Linked DNA regions of Homo sapiens: region 2 is linked to region 1. Evidence: read pairs that join two places in POLR2A ChIA-PET (ENCODE). Cell type or tissue: PC-9. All regions are shown on one strand. Links, peaks and the distances in the headings refer to the core of each region. The heading gives the core; the rest is flanking DNA.

The links. ChIA-PET counts read pairs that join two places held together with the same protein. Peaks named below come from ENCODE experiments on the same cell type or tissue, not always from the same donor. Only the 100,000 strongest peaks of a DNase experiment are listed, where the experiment ranks them.
Region 2: POLR2A ChIA-PET joins it to region 1 with 13 read pairs; 4 of 35 experiments call an interaction of 5 or more read pairs at or near these places.

The regions. Positions count from the first base shown.
Region 1 is chr20:31,543,907-31,548,290 of GRCh38, reverse strand. It overlaps HM13 (histocompatibility minor 13), which reads right to left. Exons shown (of 13, transcript NM_178581.3): 4 at 3,256-3,344. It overlaps MCTS2 (MCTS family member 2), which reads right to left and starts at 912. Exons shown (of 1, transcript NM_001397496.1): 1 at 210-912. The coding sequence starts at 787. The coding sequence ends at 242. RefSeq lists an enhancer at 1-1,157. In PC-9, for the core only: no CTCF peak of the experiment used is centred there; DNase peaks (open chromatin) are centred at 980, 2,570 and 3,850; H3K4me3 peaks cover 1,759 bases; H3K27ac peaks cover 4,000 bases.
Region 2 is chr20:31,484,211-31,488,594 of GRCh38, reverse strand. REM1 (RRAD and GEM like GTPase 1) reads right to left here. Exons shown (of 5, transcript NM_014012.6): 5 at 3,700-4,384. The coding sequence ends at 4,165. LINC00028 (long intergenic non-protein coding RNA 28) reads right to left here and starts at 2,817. Exons shown (of 4, transcript NR_024358.1): 1 at 2,572-2,817; 2 at 1,400-1,563; 3 at 1,236-1,313; 4 at 1,021-1,119. In PC-9, for the core only: no CTCF peak of the experiment used is centred there; no DNase peak of the experiment used is centred there.

The sequences.
Region 1 (4,384 bases), core at 289-4,288:
CACAGAGTCCAGACACTCCTTTCACATTCCAGAGTGTTAGCAGACTGCTTGCTGCTTGTCCCCTAATTTGTTTTTTCATCTGTGGTAAGAGCACCCTGATTTGTTTTCTATAAAGTATCTGTTAAACTTATTTAGCATAACCACAGAGGCATTGTATTCACGCTGTCACACACAGACACAAACACACATACGACACAATCAATATCCACATTTAGCCCCCCAAATGCATTCCTTCTGAGGCTCATTTATATGTCTTCATGTGCCACAGCCCATCATTTAAATAATGGATATTTTCAATGCCAATTCCTTTGTTGACTTTCTCAATATCTTCTGCAGACATCTTCATGACCCCAACACACAGAGCATGCTGTTTTCCTTCCGCTGTGACTGCTACAATCGTATCTACTGCAGCAGGGTACAGCTTAGCTCCAGGAGAAGTTAAACCTGGACACATAATATTTGCGCCACTGAGTACAAATTTGATAGCTCCTTTATCAACCTGCTGGTGTGGCAGGATAAAAGGGTATTTGTGAAGCAACCTTAGAGTTGGACAAAAAGGCCCCTTTCTTTGTCTAAAAAACAATAATTCCCCACTTACGGTAAGGATTTCTGTATGTTCGTGGCATCGGACTATTTTGACAGGATCTTTCTTAGGCATGATTTGATTAAGCCATGGTTCAATACCTGGAAATTGCTCTACCAGTTGGCTCTTAATGCCCTTAATAACTGACGTTTTCAACTGGATGCAGTTGGACACACTTTCCTTTTCATCAAACTTCTTGAACATGATCCAGGGTGAAGCGGGCGACAACAGGGAAACAAACGGAATTGGCAAGGCTCCGGTGGAGTCCCCTGCAGGAAGGCCGGCGCGGGCGCCACGCGGCCTGCCAGACGGTCAGAGCCGTTGTCGCTAACCGGAAGATGACACAGCCAGCGCGCTTTACGGCCCGGTGAAATCTGACAACTTCCGCTCTCTGAACGCCACGTCACGACTGCGCTTGGCCCGCTGTTCCTTCGACTGCTGATTCCTCTCCAATGAGGATCGCTGAAACAGTAGGGCTTGACAAGCTAGAAATGATACGAATGCTTTCTCCTTGCCGGAACAGAAGACTGCAGATGCGCACCCTGATGAGTTAGTTCTAACTGGACACGAGACCGACTCACGGCCATTTTCCAGCTTCTCTTATAGCTAAATGGACAGGGAATATGGATGCCTCTCCTTCCTTCTGGCTGGACAGTGGAGTGATGACACTATCCTGACCCGAGGGCCAGTGCTGTATATGGCGGAGCATGAGATAGAGAGGGCCTGGGACCTTGAAGACTGTGGTATAAGCCTAGCCTTTTTACTGTTTTATTTATTTATTTTTTTAGACGGGGTCTTGCTCTGTCGCCCAGGCTGGAGTGCACTGACCGTGGCTTACTGCAGCCTCGAACTCCAGGGCTCAAGTGACCCTCCTGCATCAGCCTCCCAAAGTGTTGGGATTACAGGCATGAGCCACCGCGCCTGGCCAAGCTTAGTCTTTTTTTTTTTTTTTTGAGACAGGGTCTCACTCTGTCGCCCTGGCTGGAGTGCAGTGGCGCGATTTCGGCTCACTGCAACCTCCGCCTTCCCAGGTTAAAGCGATTCTCCTGCCTCAGCCTCCCGAGTAGCTAGGATTACAGGTACACGCCACCATGCCTGGCTAATTTTTTTTGTGTTTTTAGTAGAGACGGGGTTTCGCCGTGATGGCCAGGCTGGTCTGGAACTCCTGATCTCAAGTCATCCGCCTGCCTCAGCCTCCCAAAGTGCTGGGAGGCGTGAGCCATCTCACCTGGCCCAAGCTCAGTCTTTAAAAAAAAAAAATCAACAATTGTTTAACAGAGGTTCCTTAGAGATGCACAAAGCAATCACATAAAATTGCTGCCGATTAGGGACAAGGCAGCATGTGCTAGGCACCAGTAAGAGAGAGTGCTACGGCCGGGCGCGGTGGCTCACGCCTGTAATCCTAGCACTTTGGGAGGCGAATCAAGAGGTCAGGGGATGGAGACCATCCTAACACGGTGAAACCCCGTCTCTACTAAAAATACAAAAAAATTAGCCGGGCGTAGTGGCGGGCGCCTGTAGTCCCAGCTACTCGGGAGGCTGAGGCAGGAGAATGGCGTGAACCCAGGGGGTGGAGCTTGCAGTGAGCCAAGATTGTGCCGCTGCACTCCAGCCTGGGCGACAGAGCGAGACCCTGTCTCGAAAAAAAAAAAAAAAAAAAAAAGTGCTAGATTTCACATGCTCAGTATTGTATACAAGAGAAATACCTGCTGGGCGTGGTGGCTCACTCACGCCTGTAATTCTAGCGCTTTGGGAGGCTGAGGTGGGCAGATCACTTGAGGTCAGGAGTTTGAGACCAGCCTGGCTAGCATGGCAAAACTCCATCTCTACTAAAAATACAAAAAAATTAGCTGGGTGTGGTAGCACACGCCTGTAATCTCAATTACTCAGTTGGCTGAGGTTTCAGTGAGCTGAGATCGCACCACTGCACTCCACCCTGGGTGACAGAACAAGACTCTGTCTCAAAAAACAAAAAACAAAGAAATACCTGCTGTTTGGTCAAGCATTGATAATCTTGTTACAGCATTTGAATCCATACCCTAACTAACCTACAAATCCCAGGATCTCCACACTTCCCCATAGTTTGCATTTTTTTACAATTTTTTTGTAGAGATGAGGTCTCACTATGTTGCCTAGGCTGGTCTCAAATTCCTGGCCTCAAGTGATCATCCTGTCTTGGCCTCCCAAATTGCTGTGATTACAGGCATGAGACACTGTTTCTGGCCAGTTTTTATTTTTGAAAAAAGAGCTGTGGAACCCCCTTTTCAAACCTTAGGTGAGGCAGTGATCACACTAAAAATATATACGAATAAAATAATCATGAAGGCCGACTTTGAGTGCTTACTATGAGCCAGGCACCATGCTGAATGCTTTCCACTTATTGACTCGCCATCTTAACAACATGACTGTGAAGGAGGTACTAGATTAACACTTTCATTTTACAGATGGGAAAAAAAACAAAAACAAAAACACCCAATGCTCAGAGAGGTAAGGCGTTCACCCAGGGTCCCATGTCTAGACAATAGCAGAGTTGGAATGTGAATCCAGGCCATGGAATTCCAGAGCCCACTTCATCAGTTGCTCTATTGGAGAACCCCAATATTGGAGAGACAAAGGGAATGGTGGAGGAAGACACCCAAGGCACACTACAGGGGAAAGTGGTTAGCACTGACCTTCCTTGTTTTCCCCAGAACCCTGTGTGAAGAGCAGCTGGTACTGTCGATTTGGAAAGCTGGCTGGAAAAAACTTATTCATGAAGGGGCTGGAAGGAAAGACAAAGCAAGTCGGCAAACAGAGCCCCCATGGGCAGTCAGCCTTAACACACCCCTGCCCCATTTACAGCTGGCACCCTTACAGCTGTCCTGATAGGTAGGTGTTACTGTTCCCACTCTACAGATGTGAAAACAGAGGCCCTCAAAAGGTAAGTGATTTGCCCAGAGTCACACAGGGGTCCTATATCTCAGCTAAGACTCAAACCTAGGTTTTTGCACTCATAGTGATTTCTCTACTGCCTTTTTGTTAACATCAAAGAAATGCAAAGCAGAAGCAGATAGACTGAAGGCAAAATACCATTTTTGGGAGAGCAGAGGATCCCAAAGTCTGGCCCACATGCCACCTATATGAGTCCCTTGTCAAGAAGCATATTTGTGGACTCCCTTCCAAACCTATCAAGTTAGATGACCTGACAGTCACCCCCACCCCACTCCATGACTTGACATTCTGCTTTCCAACAGCAGGACTGAGATTTTTACAGACTCAGCTGGAATCAATCAGCCAGATGAATCATAGCCCCTGGGCAGGATCACCATCACATTCACTCCTTCCACAAGGCCTCAGTTGTTTAAGACCAGCTTGGCCTCGTCTCTAGAAGCATTCTCTCTGATTACCCAGCATGCCCCACCTCCCAGCCAGGAAGGAAGCAGAGACCTTTTCTGGACTTTTTTCAGAGCAAGATTAGCAAACCAAGGCCTCTTGACCCAGCCTGGTGGCAGTACTGTGGAGTGGCTACATGCCTGGGTGGCCCAGCACTGAGGCCTGCTCTGCCATGTGGCTGTGGGAGAGCCATTTCAGTGGCTCTGTCTCCCTGGACCTCAATCTTCTCATCTGTATACAGGGCTAACAATACCATCTGTCTCAGAGCATTGCTATGAAGATATGAAAGAAGGCAGGATGAATGCTTTGCCTGGCATGGAGTCTTTAGCAGGGATGAGGCAGGCCAGGAGGTACCCAGGTCACAGTGATAAAGGGAGGGAAAAGGGAACTCTTTTTTTTTTTGAGATGGAGTCTCACTCTGTCGCCCAG
Region 2 (4,384 bases), core at 72-4,071, 59 kb after region 1:
CTATGAGATGTGTATTTCCCATCTCCAAGGACAGGGAGCTCCAGCCTGAACCTGATTTCTCGGGGGTCCCTGAGCAGAAGCTTCATGCCTGGGGTGAGAAATTGGAACTTTCCACCAAGGCCAGTGATCCTCAGTATTCGAGCAGCCTGGCTGGGTGTCTTGGGATCCAGGTGGCCTTTGTCTCATCTGGACCAGGCCAGCACAGTTTGTGGCCCTCCCCCACAGCAAGAGGAGGGACTCTGAGGAGGCTTGGGGGCCCCTGGGGAGACATCCATCTTCCCAGAGCTTTATCATTTTTTCCATAACAGTATCCTCCCTTCAAGGTGGAAAGTCCCAGCTGGCAGCTGAGGATGCTGTCAATGCGCTTTTGTTCTCTATCTTGCCCCTACCTCAGGCAGCAGGGCTGGAGACAAAGACACCTTCCTTTTTATACCAGCCTGTTCCAGGCTTGCTGTACAAACAAATGGTGTAACACACCCCACCTCTTAATGCTGTGAGCTAGATCTCCCTGGTTTGAATTCTGGTTCTGCTACTTGCTAACTGTGCAATCTTGGTGGGGTACTGCACTTCTCTGTGCTACAAGTTTCTCCATCTGAAAACTGGGGTGGTGATAATAGGATCGGTTTTTCAGGATTTAATGATTAATGTATGAAAAACACTTAGGACAGCACCTGAAGCACCTGGTACATAGTAAGAGTGATCTAACTGCTTGCTGTTTATTACATAACTTTGGGGTTGGACAACTCGTCTCCTCTCTCTGAGTCTCAGTTTCCCTAATTGTACAACTAAGATGGCAGGTCCTGCCTGCCTCTCCACCATTGATCTGGCCCTTTCTTGCTGTGTAGCCTTGGAGAGATTCTTGGGTTTTCTTAGCCTCTGTGTCCTCATCTATTAAACAGTACCTATTAAGTAGAGGGTTGTGGTGGTGAGGACATGAGAAAATGTGTACCCAGCATGTAGCATGGGGCCCAACATTAACACAGAGAAACAGTTAAAACAAAGTTAGCTATTTTTTTTTTTGGTTTTGTTTTTATGGATGAGAAAGTACTTTTTAAACTATAATAGGCTGAGGAAGAGTGTGGTTTTCTCACATGCTTTCCATTCCTTATTCACAGACACCTAGAATCAGAGAGGACAGGATTGGAAGGGCCACTTTACAGGTAATGGATAATGAATTAATGGATATCTATTAATGGATAATGAATTAATTCATTCAACAAATATTTACTGAGCACCTATTATGAGCCAGGCACTGTTGTAGGTGCTGGGATCAGAGCAGCACTGAGGGCCCTTCCCTCAAGGAGCTTTCATTCCTGTGGGGCAGACAGACAAAAACATGTGAATACATATGCCAGGCAGAGACTCATAAGCAGGTCTTCACAGTCTCAGAATATCTTACCTTTAACAAATCCTGGTTTCTGCAAGGCCTTAAGATATGATAGCAGGGTGAGACCCAGTGGCTCATGCCTGAAATCTCAGCACCTTGGGATGTTGAGGTGGGAGCATCTCTTGAGCTCAGGAGTTTGAGACCATCATGGGCAACACAGCAAAACTTTGTCTCCTCTAAAAATTAAAAAAAAAAAAAATTAGCTGGGCATAATGGCATGTGCCTGTAGTCCCAGCTACTTGGGGTGCTGAGGTGGGAGGATGGCTTGAGCCTGGGAGGTGGAGGCTGCAGCGAGCTGTGATCGCGCCACTGCATTCCAGCCTGGGCAACAGAGTGAGACCCTGTTTTTTTTTTTTTTTTAAAAAAAGAAGATATGCTAGCGGGAGCCCACATTTATTGAATCTTCTTAGACACGGAAAGTGTCTTAAGCATTTTACACAACTTGAATCATTTAATCCTCACATCGACCCTAAAGGAAAGAATTGTCATGAATCCTGTTTTATAGATGGAGAAACTAAGGCATGGAGAGATGGAGGGGAGCGGGGTTTGAACACACACCCCCTGGTTCAGGGCAGTGCCCTCAATCACCCTGCCATCTTGCCGTGCTAGCTGCATAACTCTCCTTCCCTCAACACCTCCCACCTTCCCATCTTGGTCTGCACCAGTTCTTTCTTCCCTCCCCCTTTCCTCCCTTATCCCGTTCTCAAGTATTTCTTCCACATTCTGAGTAGCCTGGGGTAAGCTCTCTCTCTCTCTCTCTCTCTCTCTCTCTCTCTCTCTCTCTCTCTCTCTCTCTCTCTGTCTCTCTCTCTCTCGCCCTCAGTTTTCCTATCTGAGGATGGAGGATTGGACTGGATTATCTTCAGGTCCTTCCCTGACCACTCTAATTTTCAGCTCCTTATAAGTTTGTGATTCTTTTATTTGCTGATTTGTTTTCTAGTCTCCCAGCCCACCCTACTGTGAGCTACCGAGCAGTGAGCTCCCTCTTTCTGTTCACCACATCTCCCCAGAGCCTGGCACTGTGCCCGGCACTTAGTAGGCCCTCAATAAATACTTGTAGATGAAGAAAGGAGGGGATGAGGGCGATTGTACTCAGTTTTCTAAAGCCAGCTCCTGCACTGTCTCCCTGGCCCCTCTTCTTTTCTCAGCTCTTCCCCCTCCCCACTTCCCTCCCGCCCTCTCACCTCCCAGGGCCCACTCCGGCCCTCCATCCGGCCTGCATTTTTCCGGGTTTGATATCATTTTTTCCACTCTCCCGGCTGCTGCCGGCCGCCTCTGCCAACTTTCCACAGCTAGAGCCCCTCCCCCTGACCGCAGGCCGGAGACAGCTTGGGGTGGGGGAAGACCTTCCTTCTTTTCCCTTCCCCAGGCTGGGGTTGGGGTGTGGGAGTGAGTGCCATCCATCCCCGTTGGAAGGCTGGGGTGCGGGGATTCGCGGCTGGAGGACGCTGCTGGCTGGCTGGCGGGTGCTGCGGTCTTTCTCTGCACCGCGTCCCCCGGGGCTGGGGCGTCTGGGATAGTTGGGGGAAGGGATGTCCGGCGTCAGGGACACGATGGTCCAAACGGTTTGCGTCTTGTTTTCTTCTCAAAGCAGTGACACCCCTTCCCTTCGGGCTGGAAACTCCTGACCTGATCCCCAACACCCAGCCCTGACCCCAGCCAGGCTGGACGCCTCACCACCTCCTTCCTCCCGCACAGCCAAAGGGAGACCCAGGAGGAGGCTGGGCCCTGGGGTGTAATCCTCCCTGGCTGGGTGACTCTGGCATGCTCACCTCCCCTCTCTAGGCTTGTTTCTGCCTTCGGGAAATGAGTGAGTTGGATTAAACTGGGGTCCATCCCGGGGATTAATGCATTGAGTTTCATAGAGCTCCTGCCCCAACCTCCTTTAAATTGGATGCGAAATTATGTTTTTAAATTCGTTTTGCCAAGATTCTATAGGGTTTTGTATCATGTTTAAAGTGGACAATGGATATGTTGGTCACTAGAGTCTGACAAGCCTGGGCTGGAATCCCGGCAACTTCGCGTATAGCAGCTGTATGATCTTGGGTGAGCCTTCGGTGTCCTCTGCCTCAGTTTACTAACGAGCAAAATGGGGTTAATCGGAAACCCTTCTCCCAGGTGTTGGGAGGAATAATTGTTGTGACAGCTTAGTACACAGCTCCCAACAAACGCCAGCAATTCTATTGCCAGGATGAGTACTGAGGTCCTTCCAGACATGTGAATCTAGAACGTAAAACATGGGTTAATGAGAAAGTAGCTGGTCACGGAACTGTGGTTGTGATCCACTGTTGAGAGAAGGGCCTGAGCACAAAACTGGTCCAAGTACTTTATTGATGCGCCCTGACGCCCAGGCCAGCAGGCCAGACCAGTCTACAGTCAAGTGTAGATGGGAGGGCAGTAGGTGGAGACGCCTGGAAGAGCCGAGATGGAGAGGTCTGGGCATTCAGATGGGACATCCTTCTGGTCTGGTTTATTGTGAGGGTTTCTGAGGGTTGGCCAGAGCCCAGGGACAAGGAAGATTTTTTTACAAAAAGACACCCACCACGTAAAAAACTACTTTGTGCCCAGCTTGGGGCTTCGGCCCCATCGTCTGTCTGTCCATCGCTTTCCCGGGATCCCCCAGGCTTGGATCTGGGGGATGCTCAGGCCATCAGGGCAGCAGGCAAGCAAGACCCATGATGCAGACTCCAGGTAACGGCGCCTTTGCCCCGCAGTGGCGTCCCTGGAGCCCAGAATGCACCTCAGTGACCCGCCAACTCTCAGAAGGGCGGGGGGCTTCAGAGCACGGCCAGATTGTGGCAGGACTTGGAGCGGGCCTTGAGTGCCCGGCGGCGTGCGCTGCGGGCTGTCAGGCGTGCCAGGAAGCGACGAGCGCGCTGGGCTAGGCTGGCCGGCCGTCGGGGTGCTGGGGGTTCCTTGGCCGCACTGTCCCGGCGGCGCAAGCGCAGTTGGCGCACCACGCCCTCGAAGAGCTCGGCCACATTGTGCTGCAGCGTG